Linked DNA regions of Homo sapiens: region 2 is linked to region 1. A link is an interaction called in ENCODE POLR2A ChIA-PET data of the cell type or tissue named here. Cell type or tissue: OCI-LY7. All regions are shown on one strand. Each heading gives the region's core, and the rest is flanking DNA. Links, peaks and the distances in the headings are about the cores only.

Region 1 (5,389 bases), core at 75-5,074:
CAAAGAATACAACTCCAAGCCACCCTGATTCCCAAAAAAAAAGCATTCTAAAATAATATTGAATATTTTTTAATGTTCAAAAATGTTAAAACTTCTGAATCTGGGTTCATTTATTCTCAGTACAGAGGAAGGCAATGAGGCTTTGAAATGCTGCATGTTCTCTCCAGAAAAATTGCATCACCAGACTCTTCATCAAACCTCTGCCAAAAACGTCTTTCTCAACTTCAGTTGCCTCATATATAAAAAGGTGCTAATAATAGTACCTATGATGTATGGTTGCTGGAAGGATTAAATGAGGTAATTAATAGAAAACAATTTAGCACAATGCCCAGCACACATCTGGGCTCTGAAAATGTTAGCAGGTTGTATATTATGCTTTATTGAGCTGTGTATCATAAAAACACAAAGAATGAAAGAAAAGTACCAGAGGGAAAGAACTTGAAGTGGTAAACATAATTACTGAGAAGGAAGAACAGTATCCCACTTGCTACTAGAAAGAGTTTAATGAATTACTAGTTTCTATAGACTTTGGAGTCAGACAGGCCTGGTTTTACATAACCTTGGGAAAATTTCCTAATCCTATCTGTGTCTAGGTTTCTTTATCTGTAACATGAGTTTAACACCCACCAAGCAGGGTTTTAGGAGTAAATGAGACAATACATGAAAAGGTTCACCTTCTTTCAGTCTCCTCACATCACCTTTACATGAAAGTGACTAACACAGCACCAGGCAAACATAGTCACTGAATAGTGGTTATTATGTGTTTGCTTTATTTACACAATCGTACGGTTGGGTTTAAATTCCAGCTCTGCCACTTTATTGCTGTGTAATTTTAGGCCAGTTGCTTAACCTTTCTGGGCTTCAATTTCCTCCACAGTAAAATGGGGCTCCATAATAATACCTATCTCAACAGGTTTGCTGTGAGGATCAAGTGAGCTAATTCCTACAAGGCCCTCAGAACTAGCTCATGGCACTAAATAAAGACTGGCCACTATTGGTTGTAATCATAGTCTTACTACTTGATGCCAACAGTTAATTTCATTTTACTGCTACATTCTGTAAGGCATGGAATGGCTATTTGGCATAACTGTAATCAGACTGCCATTTCTGGCCATTAGAATTGCACTGGATATCTTTGCAAACGTTCATATAATCCAAAGCACTGACATTAATTATGTCTCATTATTTCAAAACGATTTATTCAAAGTAGGCAAAGAATGGTTTTCTCCTGATGGTTGGGTTCACCTTCTTTCAGTCTCCTCACATCACCTTTCATTCATGAAATAATCTCTCTCTTTGCCAGGGCAAATGAATGGGAAATCAATATCAAAATGATTTCAGAAAAAGAATTCAGTCTTACAGACTTCAGTTACTCAATATACTTTAAACTGGAAAATGTTTCATTTGCTACTTCCACATTTCTACAATTTCTACTCCTATATAAGCAAATGCAGATGACCCAGCAGTGGCCCTCCTCCGATGCCTGTAATATGTAACTTAGGTTTTGTTGTGATTTTCCTTTCACTTGCCTGTCTTCCCAACTGTTGAGTATTTGAAAGGAGTATTACTCCTCTCTTTCAGATCTGTAACTTCTGTAACTAACACATAGCACTGTGGTGTCTGAAGCCACTTCACCTGTGTTCAAATCCCAACTTTAACATTTAATAGCTTTGTGACTATGGCTAAGTCACTGAAATTCTCTATGCCTCAGTTCTTTATCTATAAAAATAAGGATGATAATAACAACCTCATGAGATTTCAGTGAAGATTAGAGATCCTAATACATGGAAAGGGCTTAGAACAGAGTCAGACTGAGGAATCATAGTTAATACTGTATTATTTTGCTGTTATTAATATTGGTGATAACTGGCTGGCATGTTCTTACTCTCATACAGCTTATGTATCACTGCTTGAGGCAAATTAATGAATATATCAATAAAATTAATCAGGTAATAATATGTGCTGTGATTGATATAGGAAAGGGTACTGTGATAAAGTGTGACTGAAAGACTACTTTAGATTGGATGGTCAGAGAAGGCCTCTCAAAGGATATGATGATTGAAGGTAAAACCAGGAAAAAGCCAGCCTTAAGAAGTCATGGAGAAAGAGCATTCCATAGACAGAGAAAACTACCCAAAAGCCTTAAGGCAGGAAGGAGCTTGTCTTGTTCCACAGCAGAAAGAATGTCAGTGTGGTTTGGCTGGAGTGTAGTCAGCAAGGCAGAGAAGGATAGGAAATGATGCCAGAGAGGTAGGCATTGGCTAGAAAATATAGACACCTAGAACCTGAGAGAGAATTTAAACGTATTTCAAGTATAAGGAGTTACCTTTGTTGAGTCTTGCAAATTTACATGATCTCATTTATATTTTCAAATAATCACTCTGGCTGCTATGTAGATCGGAATCAAGGAGATAAACTTGGAGGCTCTTGCAGTAATCCAACCAAAACAAAACAAACAAAAAGAGGAGGTAGCTTATATTAGGATGGGAGTGGTGGAGACAAAAAGTAGATGGAGTTGGGATAGGTTTTGAAGATAAAATCAACAGGATGTGCTGATGGATCAACAATATAGGTAATTGAGGTAAATATGCTTTCTAAAGGAAAAAGATGTTCAGATGATGCTGCACCTTTTTAATGCAGTCATGCGTCACGTAATGACAAGGATGCATTCTGAGAAATGCAGTGTTGGGCAGTTTTGTTGTTGTATAAACATCATGAAGTGTGCTTACCCAAACCTAGATGGTATAACCTACTACACACCTAAGCTGGTATCGCTTGTGTGTCCTGGGCTGCAAACCTGTAAGGAATGTCACTGTTCTGAAGACAGCAGGCAATTGTAACACAAGATGATTATTTGTATACCCAAACATATCCAAACATAGAAAAGATACAGTCAAAATATGGTATTATAATCCTATAGGACCACTGTCACATATGCAGTTCAATGTTGACTCATATGTCATTATGTGGCATATGACTGTACTGTGCTTTAGATTTAGCTCTAATTTAAGGCATAAAATGACTTATAAAAGTTCTAAAATGGACATAAAAAGGGATAGGACTATAAAAACTTTCCAATAAGTATGGAGGAAACCTGAAAACATCACGGCTAGTAGCCCTCTTCCTCCACACAGTCTGCAGAAGGCTGCAAGCCGCTAGGGAAAATCCTTCTCACTGCTTAGTGCCATATCAGTATGATAAGAAAAAAAAAAAAATAGGCAATATGAACTGACAGAGGGGAGGAGATGCGCTCATGAACCTGGGCTAGTAAGTGGGTCCCCATAGCCCATGTGCAGTTTGCAAGGGACCCAGAAGGTCATATGTGCCATAGCACTGGACCCCAATGAGCAAGACCACCTGGTGGAATAATACAGACCTGACATCAGAAAAAATAATGAACACACAATGTGAGTATTTCTCAACCCCATGCCAGAACACCTGAAAGCCCAGATAGGATCTGTTCTACCTCAACAGACACGGCACAACAGAGACCAATAAGGAACAGGAGAATGGTGTCAGATCCTGCCGTGTTACTTTAACCAACCTCATACACTACAATGTCATCTTGAGGAGATGCAGGGAGAGGAGAAGGAATTCAAAAAACCTCTCTCGAAAAGAGAATAAGTAATCCAAAGGATATGGATACCATTACTTGGCAAGCTTCAGTTTGTCTTTCTTTTTCTTTCTTCCTTCCTTTTTCTTTCTTCCTTTCTTTCTCTCTTTTTTTTTTTTTTTTTTTGACAGAGTCTCACTCTGTCACTCATGCTGGAGTGCAGTGGTGCAATCTCAGCTCACTGCAACCTCCACCTCCTGGATTCAAGTGATTCTCCTGCCTCAGCCTCCCAAGTAGCTGGGGCTACAGGCGCACACCACCACGCCCAGCTAATTTTTGTATTTTTAGTAAAGATGGGGTTTCACCATGTTGGCCAGGATGGTCTCGATCTCTTGACCTCATGATCTGCCTGCCTCAGCCTCCCAAAGTGCTGGGATTACAGGCGTGAGCCACTGCGCCTTGCTAGTTTTCTTTCTTTCTAACAAGGTAAAGGCTTAGGAAGAAAATTAGCTGTGATGTAAAAAATATAGAAGCTACATTTTCTTTACTCATCTAATTTATAATTATTACATTTGTAATAGTATCATAAATTCAGTTCACAGTATTAATATTGGACAAGGCTAAATTCAAGCAAAAGTGTTAAACAAAACAAATAATAAACTTTATGATATAGAATATAATCCACAATGAGATTATAACTTTCTTGGTGCACAAAAGTTATATTAATTTCATAATGCAGAGACTATAGGGAATGCAAGGGAAAATAGACTACAACATAAGATTAGAAAACTCTAAATCATAATTTTAGTCCATGGAAAAATCAATTAGAGAAAAAATAAGAATGTTTGATATCAATTCTATAATTGATTAATATTAACATAATAGATATGTAGAAATTGCTATCCTAATAAAAATAATTCACCTACTTTACAAGAATTCGTGGTACCTTTATAAAATTTTGACTATAAATCAAACCAAAACAAAACAACAACAAACTAGAAATGCATAGAACACTTTATTGACTATAACCCCATTGATAAACTATAGATGAAGAAGAGGAGGAGAAGGAAGAGAAGTCAAGAAGGAAGAGAAGGACATGAAGAAGAAAATCAACCACATAAATGTTAAGAAACTTGCTTTTAATCAATACTTGGATCAAAGAAAATATCAAAACTAAAGTTTCAAAATATCTACAAAATAATAATGAAATGCATTACATATTTTAAAATATGGGCCAGGCTGAAAAAACTACTTTGAATTAAACTCATAATCATGAGCACATTATTAAGATAAGAAAGAAAAAAATAAATTAATATTCAAGTCAATACATTAGGAAAAAAACAAAATTAGAGAAAGTGGAAGGAAGGAAAAGGAAGAACAAATACTATGAATTAGAAAAATAAAATCAGTTAATTATACTAAAATACAAAAAAGTATTAGTGATTAATACAAAAACTGATTTATTGAAATAATTAATAAAATAAACCAGTAGCAGGCTTAGTCCAGACAAAGAACATTAACACAATTATAAAAAAGAAATAGCCACAAACATGGAGGAATTTAAAACAATCATTAGAGACACTCAGATAAATATGTTTTTATCCATAATTTTTTGGAGTTGATCTAAAATACTCCATTTCTTTTTGCTGTTCATAATATCAATGTCAAAAAATGTTATAGCAAAGCAAGTGAATTTTAACGTTGTTAAATCATGAAAATCTTCAAGACTGTTTAACTAAAACATCTATAGATTTTGGGTTTCCACTGTCGTCGGTGGCAATTTTTTTTTTCTCAGGGCATCTCTCAGTGACTGGGCTCATTATTTCATGACCAAAA
Region 2 (5,389 bases), core at 234-5,233, 150 kb before region 1:
GCTCAGAGGAGCTAAGGTTGTGTGTGGAACGTGCAATTATAATTCTTGACACCTTTACATCTGTGACTTAGCATTTCATCACAAGGTTTAAAACTTGTGTTGTAAAAGGAAATGGAAAATGTTAAGAAAAACTTGAGTGCTTTAAAAAAAATTCTTTAATTTGTTTTTATCTTCTCTCTAACTTCCTGAGTGATGAGAGAATGAAAGCGCTGACGACCAAATGTCTGGGATGTTTTGGGACCTCTCTGTCCCCTGGGCCAGATATGGGAACATTCTCCAGTGCTGCAAGGACTAATCATCAGGCTCTCTTGCTCCTCACTAATGACCAGGCAGAGCAGCAGCCCCTGCTTCCTGTCACGCTGAACTCTGGAGGCCACTGATTGCGGCCCGGCCAACCTGCCGCCAGCCTTCAGCAAACCTGCCAAAGTCATCTGTTTCGATATTTTCTTGCCTCTTGAGATTAAAGGGGTACATCCTTCCCCACACTGTCTGAAGAGAACAGAGGGGTACACTCTGCTTCAGGGTGTAAAATGGACTCCTTTCTTTTCAGACCCTGGAGGCAAACATGTCTAGGGAATAGCACTCTGACAGGAGAGACTTTACTTCTATTAAAATACTCAGGCTTAAAAAGACTAGAAGCTTTAAGAGAGTTTTGGAAATGGAAACTGTAAGTAAAGACAAGATTTGAGGCATGACCATCATAAATAATGTCTCTAACATGCTCTTTTTTTTTCACCAAATATAAGCGTGCTTAGGAAATATAAAAATGAATCTGATTATTTTTTTCATAGGAATGATACCACATCAACTTTTAGTCCCTACACCTATACCTCTTTCTCCTTCCCTTAACATCCGGAATTTTCTCTCACAGGCTCTGTTCAGCTCTACCGGGGAGACAGGAAGAGATTAGGTAATGATCTGCTGCTGAAACAGCTCCCATAGCCTGGTGGCATGTAGTTCCCCTTCTGTTCTTCAAGACTGGCTGTAGGGAGCATCCCTGGATTTTGACTCTCAAAAGGCATGGTTAAACAGAATAGGAGTCTACTTCAAGTTGCTATGGATGATGTGTTTGAACTTCTTGATTTATTAAGATGTATTCCTAACTTCCTTAAGAAACAAGTGAGAAATTTTAGCTATTATTCTAATTCCTGTGAAAAGAAAAGAAAGAAGAAAAACAATGTATTATTTAGAAGGCCTACCAAGAGCCCAAAAGCTCGTTATCCCAAAAGACAATCTATAAACTTCACTGCCTAGCCCTGGCCTGGATCTGCACATGTGCACACACAGACATGCAGAACAGTGAAGTCACTTCAACTATAGCACTGCTGCTATTTCAGGAAAGCCAAAATAATCCTCTTCGTATAATTGTTGGCACCCAAATAACCTCATAAATAATAACAATAAAATGTTTTAACATTCCTACAGTTTTCAAATCCCACATTAACTCATAGGGTCCTCCAAAAACCCTGTGAGATGTGATTTTACTTACCTCTTTTTACAGAGAGGGACCTGAGGTTCAAGAAGGTACAGAAAATAAGAAAATGCAGCAGGGAGCAGAACCCAGGGCTTCTGACTCTGAATCCACAGTCAGATTCTAGTCTTGCATCTGTGATTACTCAACGGCCTGGTATACATTGGATATTGAATCTAAGTCTTTGATTCCTTTATTGCAAAAAGGATGAGAAGGAGAAGGAAGTAGACAAAGGTTGGACCAGTTGATATTTAAAGACTGTTAGTTTCCACAGTTCCATAAATCCAAAAGCCTTTTTAGGATATTTGAGTGGCCATGGCCTCTTCTCTGATTTCTTGAGAGCAATCAATAACGGCTTTTAGCCTCTTCTTTGTGTAAGGGAGAAGTCAACTGAAGTTACAGTGACCTTGAGATTTCCATCAAATCAGCAAATGCACATCTAATAAGAAGGCTGTTGCTCTTCTGAAAATCTCTGCAAATCTGTGTGGTATATGCCCTACAGTCTACATCAAGTTTTCTGTACCCACTGAAATCTAGACTTTAGCCTCAAGCAGCTGCTATTTTCACTCTTCCAATGAGGACTCTGATGTACCTGTGTCCCCTCTTTCCTCTACCCTACAAAGAACACTCAAGGAAGGCATTGGAGTATCTATTTAGCAGATTATACTGAAGTTTTTTCAGCAAGGGAGGTGGCATCAGAGCCCTTTACATTAATATTCATTTTGACACTTCTTAAAAGTACTCTACCACCCCAGCCCACATGGCTTTCTCATTGGCTGGCACGTCTCTAGAAACCCTTTGCCTGCTGTCCTGCTGCTCAGACCTTCCAGCACCACCATATGCAGGGGAGGAGGGAATGGAAGCCTAACCTTTTTTATTTAAAGGCAATAACAAGGAAACTTTCTAAATAAAAAGCCATCATCTCCAGCCATAGGAGCTTTCCTCCTCTAGGGGCAGAAATAGCTGTAATCAGTTGTGTTTTTAAATAGATTCTTTTTGTTTCTTATAGCGACACTGATGTCAGCTAATGTGATAGAGCAGAAAGAGCACTGAGTCTGTAGCCCAGGCCTCCTTCTGCGTCTAGATCTCAGTTTCTTTAACTGAAGTAGAAGGGTCTTGGAAAAGAAATGGATTTCTAACTTTTTTATGGAGGGGAGCTTCTTATTAATTCCTACTAAACGTGGGACTGTTCGAGAGGGAAGAAAAGAATGCACTGCTGCTCCTAGCTGCTGATGAGAGCACAGCGATTGAGCGCAAGGAAAGGAGGAAGCAGAGGAGCCCCACCAGCTCAGCCGAAAGAAGCCTGGCAGTGTGATGTGCTGATGAAAGTCTGAGAGCCTAGTCCTAATCCTAGCTCTAGGTTACACATACCAGTACTGATTGTAATCAGATCGCCTAACCTATTGTGTAAAAATATGTAATTTCTGCCCCATCTGTCTCACAGGGTTTATATGTGACTAAAAAGGAGTAATGTATATAAAACCATATAAAATGTTACTTAAAAATATATAACATTTAAGGCTGGGCATGGTAGCCCACACCTGTAATCCCAGCACTTTGGGAGGCCAAGGCAGGCGGATTGCTTAAGCTCGGGAGTTCAAAACCAGCCTGGGCAACATAGTGAGACCCTGTCTCTATTATTAAAAAAAGAAGAAGAAATATATATATGTATAATATTTACTCTTAGCTGGCAATCTCTCCCACTTAAACGGTCAGCAACATCAAGAAGCCATCCAGTGTAAACCATTCCTCCACTGTAGATTTCTATTAAATGGATCACCAATCCTACTTACCAGGATTGTCTTATGTCAGTTTTGTGTCAATTTTCTAAAACACAGTTATCTTAGGAAATGCAGGTAATCCTATGTAATGCCTGTGGGGGATATCTGATTGCAATTGTCATTTTGTATTGACATATTGGCACAGATTGGCTGTGTCTGGATCACATTTGAGATATGTGTTTTTATGAAAATTATATAAGGGGGAAGAGGAGGAAACATATACTTCCTCCCCTATATTTTCTTTTCAAAAAACACAAAATGTGGAGTACTTTCATATTATTGTTACTATTTTTATTATTATGTTTATCATTATTATTGTGATGTACAGATTATTTTCCACTCTGGCCATTTGCCTAGATATTATAAAGCCTCATCCTTTAAAATCAAGAGACAGTCTTCCTTTAGCTAGAACTGCCATCTTCCAGTGATCCATCAAAATGGGAAACACAAAGGGGAAGAGGGGAGGCACCCCATATACATTCTTTTGACCTTTTAGGAAACATGGAGTTGTTCCTTTGGCTACATGCATGAGAAACAGTTAAAAAAAAAAAAAAAGGTGATACTGTTGACATCCAGGGAATGGGTACTGTTCGAAAAGGAATGTCCCACAAATGTTGCCATAGCAAAACTGGAAGAGTCTAGAATGTTACCCAGAATGCTGTTGGCATTGTTGTGAACAAACAATGAAGGGCAAGATTCTTGCCAAGAGAATTAAAGTGCGTACTGAGCACATTAAGCACTCTAGGAGCCAAGATAGTTTCCTGAAACACGTGAAGGAAAATAATCAGAAAGAGAAGGAAGCCAAAGAGAAAACTACCTGGGTTCAACTGAAGCGCCAGTGTGCTCCACCCAGAGAAGCACACCGTGTGAGAACCAATGGGAAGGACCCTGGGGTGCTGGAACCTCTTCCTTATGTCATAATAGGTATTAAAAAAAAAAGACCTCTGGACTGAAAAAAATCAAGAGAAGATTTACAATGCATGGAAATAACTGTAATTTATCATATTAATTTGGGCTACCAGTAGCATCGTTTAGAGATTGTGCAAATTGAGTTCACAAATATCACAGCTTTGGAAGATCAAGAAGTGGTTTTGAACATAGAGATTCCAGGGAAAAAAAGTAATAATAAGATTAAGGTTCAAATCTGCAGTTAAATTAGGAAAATAAATAATTTTTACACAATAATTTATTTTGTCCAAGTTCAAGGAAAGATATTTTTAATTACATACACTACATTGCATTTTAGCATTATTTGTTTCTCTTTTTAAACATAGATTCTGTGGGCTTTTTGCCAGAATTACAACATTTCTACAAAGGATAAAAGAATAAAGTCACCCAGCAAGAGGTAACCACTGCGTGACTGCATAAACTGAAAGAAGGGCGCTTGAACCCATAGGGCTAATGTTACCGCAAACAACTTTTGATGGTTTCACCTGGTATCACCTTTTTCTTGTTCCTTTTCAGGAACCCTGGTTTCTAGAGCTTGCCTTATGGAGTGGGGGGTTAGAATCAGGAACTGCGCTGACCACAGAGGATCGGGCAACATCGACTGTGTGCTGTTTGCTAACTGAAAGTTCAGAGGGAGACAGTTTGGCCCCTCCTTGGACCTCTGGCTGAGAGAAGGGATGTACACGGAGTGGCACCAACACACCCAGGCAGACGCTCACATTATGAAACATAAATGCAGAGTGAACAAAGAGTGTTGCAAATCACTCAGCTTGGCTAGCTGCTGCCAAAGCAATTCAGTACTCCTCATGAAGCCTGCTCTGCATTCCAGAAAACAAAAAAAATAGAGGCCTGATAAGATAACCAGGTAATTAATGAAGCAATTTCCCCTTCCTGCTCACATGCCTGTATTTATTTTTTAATATAAATTATCATCATCTTAAGCAATAAGTACACTATCTTCCTGTAACCTTTAAGAACTTAGCCAAATGGAGCAGAACAAACAGTTCACGTCTTGGTGTCTATTTTGTTTTAGTTTTTAAGCTTACACCCACACACACAAAATCTTGTAAATATATTCAGCCTTTTTGGTTTTTTGGGTTGGTCTTTATTTTGCTTTGGCTTTTTCTTACTTTATTTTTACAGGACTTGTTTTGTTCTTTTAGTTTTATAGTCTGCTTTTTCCTAGGTT

The links. ChIA-PET counts read pairs that join two places held together with the same protein. Peaks named below come from ENCODE experiments on the same cell type or tissue, not always from the same donor. Only the 100,000 strongest peaks of a DNase experiment are listed, where the experiment ranks them.
Region 2: POLR2A ChIA-PET joins it to region 1 with 19 read pairs; 2 of 35 experiments call an interaction of 5 or more read pairs at or near these places.

What each region holds. Positions count from the first base shown.
Region 1 is chr4:123,594,571-123,599,959 of GRCh38, reverse strand. No RefSeq gene overlaps it. Among named protein-coding and RNA genes, the nearest start is that of LINC01091, 53 kb to the left of the region's middle. In OCI-LY7, for the core only: no CTCF peak of the experiment used is centred there; no DNase peak of the experiment used is centred there.
Region 2 is chr4:123,744,527-123,749,915 of GRCh38, reverse strand. All of the region lies in intron 3 of LINC01091 (long intergenic non-protein coding RNA 1091), which reads right to left. It overlaps LOC124900775 (a long non-coding RNA gene), which reads left to right and starts at 4,243. Exons shown (of 3, transcript XR_007058264.1): 1 at 4,243-4,371; 2 at 4,527-4,597; 3 at 4,717-5,197. It also overlaps the pseudogene RPL21P50. RefSeq lists enhancers at 1-300, 301-886. In OCI-LY7, for the core only: CTCF peaks have their summits at 2,441 and 2,659; no DNase peak of the experiment used is centred there.